Linked DNA regions of Mus musculus: region 2 is linked to region 1. A link is a loop called in an ENCODE intact Hi-C map of the cell type or tissue named here. Cell type or tissue: left cerebral cortex. All regions are shown on one strand.

Region 1 (8,000 bases):
CAGGACAAGGGGGAAAGACAGAAAGACTGGGTGTTAGGCAGTGACTAACATGCCCAAACACATTGCAGAAGGGCCAAGGGACTCAAGACCAGAAACCTTCTGGGTCTTTTCCACACTCTCTCAGAGGGGTTGCAATAGGCACCTTGCTTCCGCCACCCCGTTATACAGCCACCCAGAATCCTGTCACCAGACGGCTTTTAGTAGAATAGAAAGACCAGGGCTGCCGGCGAAGTCTTAAGAAGCGCTGCTAAACCCCAGGTGCCTGCCCGCAAAACTCAAAGCTGTGACTCAGATGTAAGGGGATAGGGTTCTTTTGCATTTGAACAAGTGACCCCTTTTAACTCCTGGCTAGTGAATTTTTGGATCACAGACTACAGGATAGGAAGCCTGTGGAGTCCAAGCCTCTGTCCTCAAGGTTTGCCTTACTCTACCGAAATTTGCATCCAGGACAGTGTCACTGCAAAATCCCCTACAGTCATTGCTGGGGATAACGGGCCAGGGTTGAGGACTCACTGCTGAGGACCTTCGCCCCCAAGAACCGCTCCACGTGTCAAAGCCAGAAGAAGCCAGAATGTTAAGAGACAGCAGCGCCCCGGCCAGAGACTCGGGCGATCCGCGCTCGAGTGTTTTCTCAAATTCCCTGACTCTGTATAGCTGGACCCAGAGCTTGCCAGAGCCTTGGATGCGTCCACAGGACCTCCCTATATGCCTGTCTCTGATAGTGCCACATTTGACTGAAAACCTTGTGGAGCCGGCGAATTGACAGATGGTGAGGGCAGCCTGGTGGCCCTGAGGTCTTCTGGATTCTTGTGCTGGGCATGGTCTCAGTCACTTTTTTGAAAGTGTATAATTTTCGCTAGACCACCACAGACTGCTGTTTCGAACTTTAATAAAGTACATTTTATTTCGGACGGGAAGACTGGAGGGAAATGTTATTAAGCCCCCGCTAAGGAGCGGATCTGCGGAACTGTCTTGGTTCCCTCGGCTTGTCACCGCCGGAGCGAACCCCTAGACCGCTTTCGAGAGCCAAGGCCTCTGCGAAGTACCATCTGCTTCGGGGACAACTGAGCATTCGGCTTCGGAGGAGTGGCAATCGGGTACCGCAGCTGCCACTTCAGGCATCCGGCTTGCGGCCTTTGCTGCCACTCCTTGAAGGGTGGCAGCCAGTTCGCTCTACCCGGGACACCTGGAGATGTGGCCTATCTGCAAAAGGGGTCATTTCTCAACGTGAAGTCCGGAGATTTAAGGAGGTTGGCGCAGAACGCAGAGCGCAGAGGAAGAGTCGAGAGTCCTGGAAGAAATTTGTGGGTGTCTGGAGAGGGTAAAGGAGCTGGCTCTTGTAGTCTGGACACGAGGGCCATGAATCTCAGTTCAGTAGCGACAGTGAGAAGCGGGACTGGAATGTCTTCGTGGGATGGAACCCTAGACAAATTTTAACCATCCGTAAACGCGAAGATTTGGAAACAAAATCAACTTGAGGAACCCGCAAAACTGGAGGGTGCTCTTCTCTGCGGCTCCATTTTCTCCTCTTCCCCGACTACTCCTGTGCTTCGGTCCATCCTCGGCCTCTTCGGTTTGTCTGTCCCACTCTCCCTCACCCAGGACTCGCTTGCATGTCCCCTTTCCTAGAGCTCCCGGCCGCCTTGCTTTCCTTGCAGCCCCTCAGGCCTCTCCGGATCCTCTCGCCGCCGCCACCATCTGGCCGCTGGGCTCCCCGAGTCTCCAAGCCATCCTGAATGATGCTGGAGGAGAGGCGCTCGCAGGAAGCGTGGGGGAACCTAGGAGTGACCGGAAAGCCGGCTCTGCCGCTGCGCCGGCTGCCAGCTCGGATCTTCACGCGCCACTCCGCTAGAGTCCAAGAGTAAACGCCACGATGTGAGCTTGAACGCTACTTTTAATAAATTTTTTTTGTCCTCAAAGAACGGACTGTGGGGAGAAACACCCGTGACCTCGGTAGTTCAGAAACTACAGTGTCGACTGCGGGAAAAGGGTTCCCCTAGTCGCAGCGACCTGCCCGCCCAGGGAGAGCCCCAGTGCGCACAGCCAGGGAGGAGAGACAAGGACAGAGAGAAAGAGAGGGAGCAAAGGGAAGAGATATTCGGGGAGACAGACACAACCAGAGACTTTCAGAGCACAACGGCTCCAGTCTCATTACCTCTGAGCCGCGACATTGGCGTCCACCACGCCGACATTCCGGACCCAGGACCTGACCGAATCCATCTCGGCACCCAGCGACTTGTCTTTCAGAGCTGGTCCTCTTCCTAGCGTATCTTGAATCCCAAACATTTAAAAAGTCTGGTCCTCTACTGTCGCCTTAAAAGTGACTTTACAACAACACCGTCCTCACTCTCCAATGCTGCCAGCAAATGGTGTTCTCCAAAAGCAATCCGAGAAAGGCGGCAAGGGCCGAAGTTTGGGGGCCCTCTTGGAAAGAAATAGCCAGCCCGTTCCTCCACGCACAATGCAAAGTTTGCGTTTTTTATCCTCGGTGGCTTCAGATCTGCCGCCTCGGGGCTTCCACTCTAGGTCGCCCGCATCCTTCCAGCTGCAGAACGTTCTCCAGAAAGTGGCCACAATTTGGAAGCATCACCTGTTCTGGGAAAAACAGGAGGAGATAGATAGCTGCCTGATCTCTCCCCTTCCTCCTTGTTCCCCCCTCCCTGCTCCTCCCCACCGTTCCGATATAGGAAAAAAAAAAAAAATCCCCAACAGGATCAGTTGTAAGAGGAAGGGGAAGACCCGGAGCGGGGAGGAGGCGGTGGCTGAGAGCGCCGCAGAGCCGGGCTGCTGCAGCGCGCGGGCCCCATGAATGGTTACTACAACCCAGGCCGCGGGAGGCGGAGCCGAGGCCCGATAAGGAGCCTCATTTGCATGGACGCCCGGGATTGGCCGGCTCTGGGCAAGCTGGGCGGACGTCCTCCCGCGGCGTTAGCCAAGCTTTGCTTTGCCCGAAGTCCGGGAGGTGAAAGGCTACAGCAAGCCACAAGCACCGAGTCCCGACCAGAGTCCCGAGTGTTTGGCCTGAGTGGGAAAGGGGGTCCCCAAATCCTGCACCAAAACAGAGTAGCAGGACTCTGAGAGTTAGGATCATGATGGTTCTTTCCGATCGCGGGAGCAGGAAGCCAGCGCGGATTTGCCTCTAGATGCAGGTTTTTTGTCGCCTGCGGGAGACCCTACAGATTCATTCCCGGGGTTTGGACCTGTGACCACCTGTATTTATGCTTTTCGCAAACACTACCCTCAGGGCATCCGTCTTTCTGAACCGGTCTACCAAGTCTCAGAGAGTTCCAGGGAAGCAATCATTTCGTGCGAAGGCCACAAGTGTTAGAAGGAGAGGCGAGATGAAGGAAGGAGAGAGCGGAGTGTGGACGAATGAGGCTCAAGTGCAGTTTAAATAAATATACTGTGAAGGGAAATGGTGAAGGAGTTAAGGAAAACAGCCCCGGGAGGGCGGGAGTACGCACCTTTGCAGATAGGAGAGGTTGCTGACAGCTTGGCTGGCTGAGAACTGCGGGATGAAGTTTCGAATCCTCCCCCCTTTTAAAATCTCCCTCCCCAATCCCTGAAGGCCGGGGAACCCTGCGTTAGAGACACGAGGCGTCTGTGAAGAAGTCCTGGAAACTTTGTCCGCCGAGCGCTGTGGTCGCGAAGGTTGGTGGTCGGGAAGCCGAGGCTCCACAAAATAGCTGAAACCCTAGACGGCTGGAGGTGCCTATTAAAAAAAAATCCTCCTGGCTGGGTGTTATTTTCTTGCTTCTCTTTTTGTATTCTGATCTGCGCGTAGATCTGCTGTTGAAATCTAGAACGCCAGCGCGAAAACAGATTTGAAGACAATGAATGCAAATCTGTGCTCAAAGACCATCTGCCGTGGAGCAGACAATCAGCTGCGCCGCGGTTCGAGCGACTGCACCCGAGCCTCTCAGCATCATTACAGTCGGGAGTCTTTCCTCCCGGCTCAGGGCTCAGGTTTGAGTGTCAATTGACTCCTGACCGGACCCCCTAGCTGTAGGTGAGCGCTCACAGACGAGCTGCGAGAGTTCGCCGCTAGAGGACACAGCGCCTGGGGTGCACGTTTGCCCGGCGAGCGAAAAGGAAGCTTGCGCTTTCAGAGACTGCTTGAGTCTCCATTGAAGGGGACCTGAGCACGTCACTTCACCTCAGGGGCAAACTGTGACTACAGACTGCGCAGGCGGGATGGTGCTCCGGAAGACTTGGTCTCTCTCTACAGCAGTGACTGACTTGAAAGCTGGCTGGGGCTCTCTTTGCACAGACTGGGGAGGGGGGCTGGAGTCGCGTTGATGGTGTACCCTAACTCCAGGTCTTTAATTTCAGGCTTAAAGGGGAGGCAGGGTGGCTTGAGGTACAGTTGAGTGTAAGAAAATAAGAGGCCTAGTTGCATTCGGCAGTTATCCAACAAAAGAGGGAGGGTGGGGGAGAAAATGGTCGAGATAAGATCCACCTCTGCTCTTTCAGCTGCGCAGTTCAGTTACACAAGACTTTACGGATAATTGCGACCCCAGGAAAAACTAACCACCCAGAGTCTTCGAGCTGGGCCTGCTCGTTTTTGTTTTGGTTTGGTTTTAGTTTTAGTTTTGTTTTGTTTTTGTTTTTTTTAAGTCTGCTGAATTTAACTAATCTCTTGTCCTTCTTTCTTGTCCCGGCCATGTTCCCAGCTGGGCAAGGCCTCAGGTTCCTCGGTGAAGAGTGTGGACCAGCCAATGAGCCCTCCGACGTGTGGATGAAACGGCTGGCTTTTGTTTAGTTTTGTTTTAACCTCCCCAAGGAGACTTTGATCAGCTCCACCTCGAAAATGTTCGCGAAAGATGCGGAGAGCCTGAGGGACTGCGGGGCAGCAACGGGCTCCGGCCTAGCCCGGCCCGCCGGCCCCCAGAGGCTCCAGGTTAAAGGGCAGAGCCAAGGTCGCTGACGCCTCTTTTCTCACCAGTAACAGCTGCCGCCCAAATTATACCCCTCAGGAAGCGAATGAATTGTTCCTTTCTCCTTGCTCCCTGCTGCCTTCTCCAAAGCATACTGTCAGTGGCGTCTCACCTCCCTCCTTCCCAGTGACAAGTTCAGGGGTGGCGGTGCCCTGCTGGAAGATAGTGTGTGGGTGCCTTACCTCTAGAACTCAGTGGGACGCTTGGCTCTTAGTGGTCTGCACTGAGGAACCACCCCACCTCCCCTGCGGCTCCTCTGAACACTGGGGACAGACTGCGGACCGACCACTTGGGGTTCCTAGGGTGGTGAGCCCAAAGTCCAGAAGTCCCTTTTACGCATAAATGAAGTTCCAGACCGAGTATAGAGGAGCAGTCGGCCTTGTGCCCTAAGCTGTAACGCTTGTGCGCGCCGAGAGCGGTTCTGCCAACCGCCTTGGCTTTGATTATGTTTGTCAAGGTCTTAGGGAGGGGTGGCGGAAGAATTGACCACCCGTGCTAAAGAAGCGGTGCTGGTGGCTGCGGCGCGCAATCGTGGCGCCCAGAGGGTTGCTTCCATCTCCTTCGCCTCCAGCTACGTGAGAATAACCCTCCATTAGGAACCTGAAACACAAATGCCGCCGGGTCCGGGACCAGGACCGGGACCCGGCTGGGTGTCCGCCCCCTCCCCCCCATACCCAACCCCACTCGCAGCCTCAAGCTTCCTCCACCAAGGACTGGGGAGTCTCGCGTTCCATCCTCGAGAAAAAATCAGAACTCACAGTATTACTATTTTTCACGACCATCTAGTTACACAAACTGGGGAAGTGGTTTGGGATCTCATTTTATACGTTGTCACCGCTTTTGTTCACCCTTCTAAAATACCAGAGTCCAGGTTTGAATTCCCCCTCCCCCTTGTTCGTGTTGTACTGCAGCTTAAGACAATATGTTCAGGCCGAAATTGGTTTTAAGGCCCGGTTGGCCCAGAATTTACCAGCCCTGACATCCTGTGCGCTGGGGCCCTTCTCAAAGTCGGAGGTTTGAGGTATGCCCTCCAGGCGTCATAACACATCCCTCACCCCACAACTAACTCTCTCTCTCTCTCTCTCTCTCTCTCTCTCTCTCTCTCTCTCTCTCGTGTGTCTGCCTCTATGCATCCCAAAGCACAGACCTGGACCCTTCCTGAATACCGGGACAGCTAGTATGAGCCCTGTAAATTTAAAAGGTTTGGTCTCCATAAGCTATCTTTGGACAAGCATTTTTCATTTACCAGTTTTTGTTTTTATTTAAACCGGGCTTTTATTTGCCCAACTAGTAACAAATGGCTTTGCTCTATCTCAGAGACCTACTGGGTATTTAATCCACAATTTGTAAATGATTTTTATATAAAAACTCTGATTTCACTGATTCCCACACCAAATTCCAAGCTGGGCATTTTTTTTCTCCTTCCAGAAACTAGATTTGTATAGTACATAAGTGTGAATTCCCCAGAGAGGGGAGAGCAAAGAAATTACTTCATTTATGGTTTCATGATAAATATCTCACATGTCCACACCAAGAAATTTCCTTCAAGGACAGTTCGATTAGACTTGGGTACGATTTTGATTTGTTTTTAACACGATGAAACAGGGTCAAGCGGGACCACCTAGAGAAACACTAAAATTACAGGATAGAAAGTTTTAGAGGCTCGCCGGTATGGTGCCCAAGTCAACTGGGAAGTGTTTACTAAAAATGAACCGAAGGAACCTAACACTTGCTCCAGAAAAGTCTTCCTCAACTCCTCCTTCCTCACCCATCCTCGGCTTCTCTCATACCTCCTTGGTAGCAAGCGCAAAGAAATACGCTTTATTTTTTTTCCCACTCGCTCATTCCGAGCGATCGATCGCAAAAAGTCCTTACCTTACGACAGTAAGGAGTAAGGTAAGGAGGAGCAACAATGCCAGCGGTGGCAACAGCTGTAACAGTGGCCTTCGGAGCCCTGGTGTCATCTGCACTGGGCCCGCTGGCAGCGCAGGAATGGCTAGGGTATGCGACAGGACACAGGTGACTGGCAGCTTCTACTCTTAACACTGGAATTCAGCGTTTCCGCTGCTGGGTGTCTAGACTAGACAAGGCCTTTCCTTGGGGCCACGCTTGAATAAACTGGCCTGGTTTCGGCCACTTCCAGAAACCTATGCAGAAAGGCCCGGTATACTGTCCCAAATTGTACTCAGGAAGCCACGATCAGGAAGGGACAGATGCACACCAAGAAGTTTTGGGGTGCCAGGCACTGGCTGCGCATTCCTCCATTCAGGTTGACACCGGTTCAGTGGCTGATGAACTTCCACACCGCGGAGTTGCAAAGAGAGCTTGGGCAGGGGCTGAGGTGCCAAGTCACAGCTCCGCTGCAAAGCAGAAAAACAATCCCCTCACTGGTCTTCCATTTCCAAACAGGATAGGCAAGGGATGACCTTTAAAGGGGGAAAATTAAATGTGACTCGCCTAACCTTACCCCCTCCTAGCTTTTCAGCTCACTTGAGATAAGCAGAAAGCCTCTCTGAAATGCCCCCCCCCTTTTTTTTCCTGGTGGTCCCCCGCCCCCTGCCAGCCGGCAGGGGAAAGCCCGCGGGACCTCCCAGCTCCCTTCCCGCTCCCGGCGGAGGTGTGAGCGATGTGTTGATTATTCATATTTTTGCGGAGCGCACACTCCGCAGCGGCCAGCGCCGCCACATTTCACACGTATACTCACGTACACACTTGGTGCGCGCACTTGTCGGGCACTCAATGCTCAGTGCGGGAGAGACTGCCCACAGGGGAGCCCTGGCTCTGAACCCGTAGGGGGTGACAGAAAGCACACACTAGGCCCTTTTCTCTCCCTCCCCTGACCCTCGCCCCAAAAAACGCTCACTCATGGCTTCTTGGTCCAACTTTTTTTCTCCATGAAACACTAACCTTCCCAAGTCACTCTCCAGGTAGGTGTGTGTGTGTGTGTGTGTGTGTGTGTGTGTGTGTGTGTGTGTGTGTTTAGGGAGGCAGCTACAAATATCACACCAGTTCGAATTTCAATCCAGCTGGCACTAGCGATCTCCTTCAACGCACACCCCGCAC
Region 2 (8,000 bases), 110 kb before region 1:
ACAGAATAGTGTGGGATAAATTCTTGCTACATTGATGTCCTCTGAAAAATACACAGGAAAAATAAAAAATGGAATTACTCTAAATCGCTTTGTCGGCTGAGGCATGGATGTGTGGCCTTTTGGCTTTATTTAGATCATTTCTTCCAGTCCCTTCTGCAATTATGGACTGCACTGCCTGCTTGGAATGTGGTCTGTCAATGACTTCTCCTAGCTTAAGTCGTGTATGATACATAATTCTGGGAGACACAAATTGGAGTTCAATGCTTCGTGGCTCTGTGGTCTTTCGGAAGTGATGTCAGTGCCTCCAGGAGATCCTGCTAACATCTGCCTATGAGAAACAAGTACGCCAGTATATGGGAAAGTGCCTCTCAAACCAGAAATATGTACATGCCACCAAGTATCAACGACTCATTAAAATCCTTCTTATTATCTCTGGCCAGCATCCTTTAACATTGGATATTTAGTTGAGAAAGGAGTAGCTACATGACTCACCAAAAAAACTACGGCTTTCCAGCTGCTTCCTATACAGCATGTGTGTGTGTGTGTATGTGTGTATGTATATATGTATATATATGTGTGTATATTATATATAGATATATGTATGTATGTATATATGTATATATGTGTATACACACACACACACACACACACATATATATATATATATATATATATACATATATATATATATATATATATGAATGACTATAATTTGCTTGCAAGAAAACCTCCTTTTGTTGTTATTTTGGTGCTGTTCTAGGTGACACCAGGCAAGCATTCTATGCCTGAGCTATGCCCAAACAAACCTCATCTGCTGCTCAATGAACTTGACTTTGAACAACAATTATCAGTGCAAAGAACTGAAAGAACCATTTTAGTTAACTGCACCTCTGAAGATGGAAGACTCTGGATCGCAGAACTCAAAAGTGAAGAAGTGGCATATGCCGCCACCCCTGACCCCCACCCCACCAGCCACCCGCCCTCCTCCACCATCGCCCGCTATATCTGAACATACAACTAGGCATATCTAGCAACACAGGGGCTTGCATCCTCCAGTCTCACTCCACAGCTGAATAGACTGGACTGCCTGGCATGGTCATGCATGTCTGTAATCCCAGTACCAGAGAGGATCAGATGGGAGAATTAGGAAATCGACAACAAGCTCAGATGCAAAGCAAACTGGAGGCCACCTTGGGTCACATGAGACTCTGTCTCAAAACAACAAGAGGGAGAGGGCAGCAGAGCTGGAGCTGGAAAGGGGCAGAGACACAGTCATCAGAGAGAGGGGCATTCTTACCCAACATGCATGAGGCCCTGAACTTGCTGGCCAGCAACACATAAACTGGGCATGGTGTTACAGGCTAGTAATCCCAGATAAAGGGAGAAGGATTAGAAGTTCAAGGTTTGTATCAGAGACATACAACGTTTGAAGCCAGCCATGGCTATATGAGACTGTCAAAAACAGGGGAAAGGAAAGCGGGGGGTGGGGTGGGGGTGGGGTGGGGTGGGGGGAAACAGGGGGGGGCACATTGTGTGCCCAGTAAGGTTTTGAAGAAGCAAGTCTAAATTAATACGACCTCATAAAAACAAAAAAAAAAAGGACTTAAAGTTGAATAGAGTTGAAAGCAAACGAAACTTCAAACTAAATTTTTATTGAAATTCTCCCCATTGTGAGCCGACATTTTCAATTTTCGTTTCCTCGACTCAGGCCCGCTTTGCCATAGAAGCTTGGATGTTTTCGTTGAGCACTGGCCAGCAGAGTGGAGGGGCATACCATAAATTTGGAAAAATAAATAAATGCTTCAGAACTTCCACTTGAAAACCACAGCTAAAAATGAAATCAAACCTGACCCACCCCTTTCCCTTTAAATTGTGGGAACAGACTCTCAGCCTCGACTTTTAAGCCCACAGTAAACTTCACATCAGCACCTCGGAGATCAACTTGTAGCCTCGTGGAGAGAAGCTTTGACTCACATAGCAAGGTTTGGACGGACAACCTGAACCAGAAAGGACCATCTCCTCTGGCCCTATGTTCCTTAATAAACATGTGCACTTAGAAAAATAAAGAGGGAAGAAAAATTGGTTTATGGACAGAGAAAGGATAATTCACTCCAAACAGCTCCTTTGATGAATGTGAACAAAAGAATAAAATTTGTCACCCACGTAATATGACCATCAATATTTTGTCCGCTACATTCTTTCCAATTTAAAAACAGTTCAATATCCCTTTTACCTTCAAGTAGCAGCACTTAATAAACAGTGATGGATGGCTTTTATTTTTGTTTGCATTTCAGCCTTTCCATGCGCCTGTTACAAGGGGACCATTTTGCTTGGGGGAAATGTAGATCTCCTGTCTTTCTTGGAATGGCGTGTATCCCTCAAGGAAAGACGGCCATATTTAATTCATAACCCCCATCGGCTACGCAAACATACAACTTCCCATCAATTAGGCAACACAGAGATGCTGTTGAAAATCAATGAGCTTATTATTAAATATATTTTTTTCATGTAGCAATAATAGTTATTGCGCTGCTGTTATTACTGCCGTGTCAGCTGCTGAGGCGGCTTTCAGAGTGTTTGATTGGCTTTGATCTGGCTGGGAAGTTCTGTGAAAGGCAGAGTGCAGCTGCCCCGACTGCCTTCTGCCATATTTAGAAGCCACTAAGAGAAACGGGGACAGGCTTGCTATAGTGAAACAGATCCCAGATTGGAGGTAGATGGTGGGTTCTAGTCTCAGCTCTGCCTCTAGCTAGCTCTGGGTCATTAGGTAAGTTTCTTCTCCATTCTGGACCTAGGTTTCCCCATTTATTTAAAAAAGAAAAAAAAAAAAAAAACAAGAGAGAGAGAGAAAAAAGACAGGGTTACCATACATGACCATTAAAGGCTCTCTGTCTCTAATTTTATGATCCTGTAAAAACTTTTGCTTCACCAGCAAAGGAAACAGGTAGAACCAAATGCAATTCAGTCACTCTCCGTTGTCCCTTTCCAAGACTGCGTTTTTCAGAAGGGTGGGGTAGGGTGGGGGATGATGGGGGAGGTAGCCAAGCTAGAGAACACCACGAAATCTGGAGCAGACATTAAACGGATCCAAAAACCAAAATATGCCCATATTTGTGTTTGCATCCTCCTCGTGTGTTTATTAAAAATAATTTTGCTATTTTGACACATGCCACTACCGCGGGAGCCTCCTGCCTATAAACAGAGATGTTAAAGCTGTGCCAGCGCATGCGAAGGTTAAAAACAACATCGCAGTGATTCTGGCAACTACATCACATCGTGCACGCGCTGTCTGGCCGCAGCTGATCTGAACTGAGTCCCCCGTAATTACAGGAGAAGGTGGAACAGGTTTGCTGCTAATTGGAAAATTCTGCAAATGGCAGCACTGAAGTAAATTGACAGTCGTTAGAATATTATCAGAATGAGGGTACTGATTAGTGAGAGCTCAGATGCGGTTTTTTTTTTTTTTAACTGCCGGAATCTACTGGCAAATTGATAATAAAAGCTGAACTTAATAATAACAGCTGTTATTTGACCCGGTAATATTTTTTTTAATCTGTTGCTGTTCCCAGACCAATAACACATAAAGAAGGCCTGTATCCACTGTTGCAAAATTATTTTGAATCCCCAAAAGATAGATTCTGACTCAGGAAAGGCAGTCTGCTTAAAGGGACAGTTATCAACATGCATGGATGCAAGGGTGGCCCCCCCTCATTAAACAACAACAATAACAAAAACCTGAGAGCTATTTCATCCTCTGCCTTCCAACAGGTCCTGGTTTGCATGTTGGAGGACCACCACATCCCATTTGGAACTAGATCTGGATCCTATTTTCAGTTTGGGCTAAAAGCTGTGACTGGCGAAAATGTCAACGTTAACTTATTTTTCATTTTAAATTGACAGGGAGGAACGTAGGATGTCGTTAGAATTGTGTCTTTTATCAGCACGGAGATGCTAGTACTCGCTGCTTTCCATCACTGTGGCAGAAAAATACAGATGGGAAGGGACCGGGAAGGGACATATTAATTAGAAGCGCGCCGTGTATCTATAGAGAAGGGACTCTGGCTTCCCTGTGCAGTCTGCTGCGCTATAAGGGAATCCCTGAATGCGCCCACTGGGCTTCTATTCCAGAACCCTCCTATCTACTACAGAGGGAGTCGAAGTTGGGACAATCTCTCTGGCTCTAAAGCAATATGACCGAGGATCTCTGAGAGCATGCACAGCCACCAGCCCCAGAACCCTGTGTCCAGGATTTGTCTTAAAGGAGCTTTTCCTATGCGGAAAGCTCTCCCTGCCATGCGATGTTCTTTGTAGTACTGCCTACAAAGGACAAAATAGTAGAAACTATATTTGTCCCAAAGATGACAGTTACTCAGTGATGTCATAAGAGGGTATCCGATGACACCAAAAGGCAGATGTGCTAAGAAGTAAACAGATTAAAGGGCGAGAATGTAAAATCACCACACTATTTTTTTTTTGTTTTTGTTTTTGAAAGAGAAAGGGAAGACAGGAAGAGTGGTAACTCTGAAGGGTTACCACTCTGATTGGGCGGTGGTTTACTGGGGCCATTTCCTTCTCATTTTGTACTTTTTGTTCATATTTTCTAAACTGTGTGAAATGAGTATGCTACACATAAGTTACTTTTAGAAACAAAAATCTATACAGTGTTTCCATTGCTTTAAGTGAAACATTTAAACTGTGGAGATGTGAGTCCGATCTTCTGAAGACTTCCACTTGAAGTCCTGCTGCCTTGTAGAATGTAGGGGAAAGACCAGATAGCTGAATGCCAATATTAACACACTAGGTGAAAACCAGCCTACGAATTAAAGTTTATATACACACCACACTTAGACACACATAATCTCCATCATATACACAGATACACCCATACACTATCCACTTAGACACAGATAACCCCTTACACACACACACACACACACACACACACACACACACCCACCTTCTTTTAGATTTCTGTTCTTTGAAAACACTCCCCTAGAGAGACTTTTCTTTTGTGGCTTTGGACTTCATACTCTGATAATGTTGCCATTTTCTTTTGCCTTGATTATGGTAACCCAGAACCTCATTTATTCTGATTCAGCCCAAGAGGAAATCACTGTAGCTTTTCAATTTTGCCATCTATCAGCAGGGTCTGGAACTACGACCCACAGCCTGGCAAAATACGTTCCACCCCCACAGTCCAAGTCAAGTTCAATGCTCACTCCATGCAGTCACAGTGCACAGGGCCCAGCCAGTGCTGCACATTTAACTGAAGCAACAAAATGTTAGTGGCCAGAGCTTGTGCGACACTCCCTATACTTGAATGTCTGCCAAGAAGTTGATCTAAGCTGCAACATTTTAGAACTGGCCTTGGAGCAAACATGCATTTGCTAGAGCAATGACGGATGCTTTGCACGTCCCATCAGGTCTGGAGATATATATATATATATATATATATATATATATATATATATATATATATCCATCCTATGGTTCCATTGCCAAAATTCCATAGTTAAGTCCCTGAAGCAGAGCATGGCCAGAATTTGTCCGACCAGGTTTCACTCTGGGGCTGTAAACTGCCACACTTGCTGCTTAGTGGGAGGACAAAGCCCACCCCACTGGCCTCTGCCACAGGACCAAGTGACTTTCAAGCTGTTTCTTGCCAGGAGTGTGGGTGGGCAGCAGGCAGGATCCCAGCGCAACAAACTAGATGCAATTGACTGTAACCCAGAATTTTTTTTTAATGGCTGTTTTGGATGGTGGTACTCAGCAACCCCCAACCCCCATCCTTCATTTCTCCTAACAGTTATACATCAGGAAAACAAAGCAAGGAGCAGAGGGAGGTGGGGTGTCGCTGAAGCTAGTTTGTGCCAAATACAGTTAAGGGTGGAGAGGGAGGTGGGATTGGAAAGGGGGGAAAAATCAAGTCACTTTCAATCATGTGTCACACCTTTAAATAGTGGTTAAATCTCTGCGTTGTGCAGCTCATCCTTTTACAACACGGGGCTCCCTTAGAGAATTTCCCTGTTTACACTGGGAATTCCTCCAGGGCCGCATCAATAAAGCTGAACAGATGTCAGGGTGGAATGCCAGCGGCGATGGCTGTTGTCAGGGGTACTGGGGAGGCAGTCACAGAACAATGAGAGACCGCGTCTGCTACACAAAGCCCTCGCGCGTGGGTCAGGTTCTGCCACTGTGTAGAGATTCCACCCTACCCTTTGTCTGGGCACATTGCCTTTCTTGTTTCTCGATGACAAGGGTTGACACATGTCACCCGGCCCTATCAGGAGTGTTATTTGTTTGCCACTTGCGTATGCGCCACTGTTTCTGACCTCCCTGCTTCCCCCACTGGATGCACAAAGCGGAGCTGAGATTCTCTAGCCCAGCCCCAATCTACAATTTCATTATGCACTTTGAGTGGGAAGTGGGATGTAGATGTCCTTCTTTTTAATTAAAAACATGATTGATGAGACTTAACTGACAGTAGGAAATGCAATTTAAATATTCCTTAAAGAGGCACTAACCCTGTTTGCGTGGCGAACCTTGGCGTCCCCTCCCAAAGTTGCAACCAGCGGGGAGAAAGGAGATTAAAACAAAAAGCCTTGTTCAAGTCCCGTTTGGAGGCTGCGGAAGACTGGTAATGTTAGACGGCCACTGCAGCCCTGTAACCAGAAACTTCTCGCCGTTAGGAGCAGTGTGAGGTGTTACACAGAATGGGATTGCTGGGGGGGGGGGGGGGGTAGAGGGGGCGGTGAGCCGCGTCTCTCGTGAAAACTGGAGAATATGCTATGAAACTGCGACCGGGCCACACCAGCACATTCACTACATTTTTTTAAAATGCCAATCTGTTTCTACAAGACCTCAGACCCAAACTTTCCATTTCCCCAGATCTGCAAAAAAAAAAAAAAGTGGTTTCCTGCCCTTTCAGGGTCGTGTGGCTGAGTTTTTCTGGCCTTGGGTTCTTCAAACTGTCATTTTAAAATAAGCTTTAAAAGAACGTCCTTAGCCCTTGAACAGGACACGGCCTGTACTTATACGGAAGGAAGAGAACATTTACCACTTTTTTTTCCCTAAAAGACCCACTCAGATTCACTAATCTGACAGCTAAGTTATTAGAGAAAATTCTTCAAACAACAGGACACAGTAACCTAAAAGTCTAGAGGAACCCCAAATCACATAGGCAGGGCCTGGGATAAGCGTGCTGAATAACGGGGTCTTCCTGCATCTAGAAATAATGAGTGAGGCTGAACGTTCCAAAATCCACAGCAGTATCAGTTTAAGGTTTATCTTTAAAGTGGGTCCTTCTCTTTCTCAGCCTCCAGCGATTCTCCTGGGGTGTGTTTTGTTGCTGTTCTTTGGAGAAACATTTCATATTGCTTACCATGAATGTATTTATTTTCTGAGACATGTCGGCCTAGAATTTTAAAAGCGTGAGAACTGTATGTCTAAGGAGAGCCTGATCTATCTCCGAAGCTTTGGTGCAGCACACACTTCCTATGTGTTTTGTACCTTAAGATTTTATCCTAACATTTCAAAAACCCTTTACGAGGAGCAGTAGATGCCATGAAACACCCATCCCTGCCCACTTAATGCCTAATTAAGGGCTAACAACAAGAAAAAGGTTTTCCTGAAATTTTTGCATTAGAGGAAAAGGGCTACAATTTTGGGGGGTAAGTATTTAACTAGCAAAGGTTAATTAGAATTGTAGCAACGGAATGTAAAAATAACAGATTCTGGTCAATCGATTAATGAGATGTCAGAAGGTATGAGAATTCACCTTTGGGAGAAATGTATAAAAAAATTTTTTGCAAAGCTTTAAAACCTTGCCTTTTATTTAGGTATTAACACAGGCAAAGGCTGTAGATGTTTCTCTGTCGATAATAATGCATAGAAAACTAATGTCCCCAAGTCAGCCGCAAGCAATACCAAAGTGTTACCTGACGTTTCTACCACCTGAAAACTCTTCATTCAGTCCCCCAAAGGTGAACCAAGTTTCCACA

Evidence for each region. Hi-C counts contacts between places; a loop is a spot of excess contacts. Peaks named below come from ENCODE experiments on the same cell type or tissue, not always from the same donor. Only the 100,000 strongest peaks of a DNase experiment are listed, where the experiment ranks them.
Region 2: it touches region 1 in a loop (4-fold over the local background); 7 of 42 quality-filtered maps call a loop at or near these places.

Annotation. Positions count from the first base shown.
Region 1 is chr14:67,229,421-67,237,420 of GRCm38, reverse strand. Ebf2 (early B cell factor 2) reads right to left here and starts at 2,777. Exons shown (of 16, transcript NM_001360202.1): 1 at 2,156-2,777. The coding sequence starts at 2,286. Gm20675 (a long non-coding RNA gene) reads left to right here and starts at 4,226. Exons shown (of 2, transcript XR_874748.1): 1 at 4,226-4,318; 2 at 4,674-5,005. In left cerebral cortex, a CTCF peak has its summit at 4,062; DNase peaks (open chromatin) are centred at 3,275, 3,933, 4,840, 5,363 and 3 more places.
Region 2 is chr14:67,343,027-67,351,026 of GRCm38, reverse strand. The region is part of intron 6 of Ebf2 (early B cell factor 2); the gene reads right to left. All of the region lies in intron 5 of 4930438E09Rik (RIKEN cDNA 4930438E09 gene), which reads left to right. Among named protein-coding and RNA genes, the nearest start is that of Gm6878, 32 kb to the right of the region's middle. In left cerebral cortex, no CTCF peak of the experiment used is centred here; no DNase peak of the experiment used is centred here.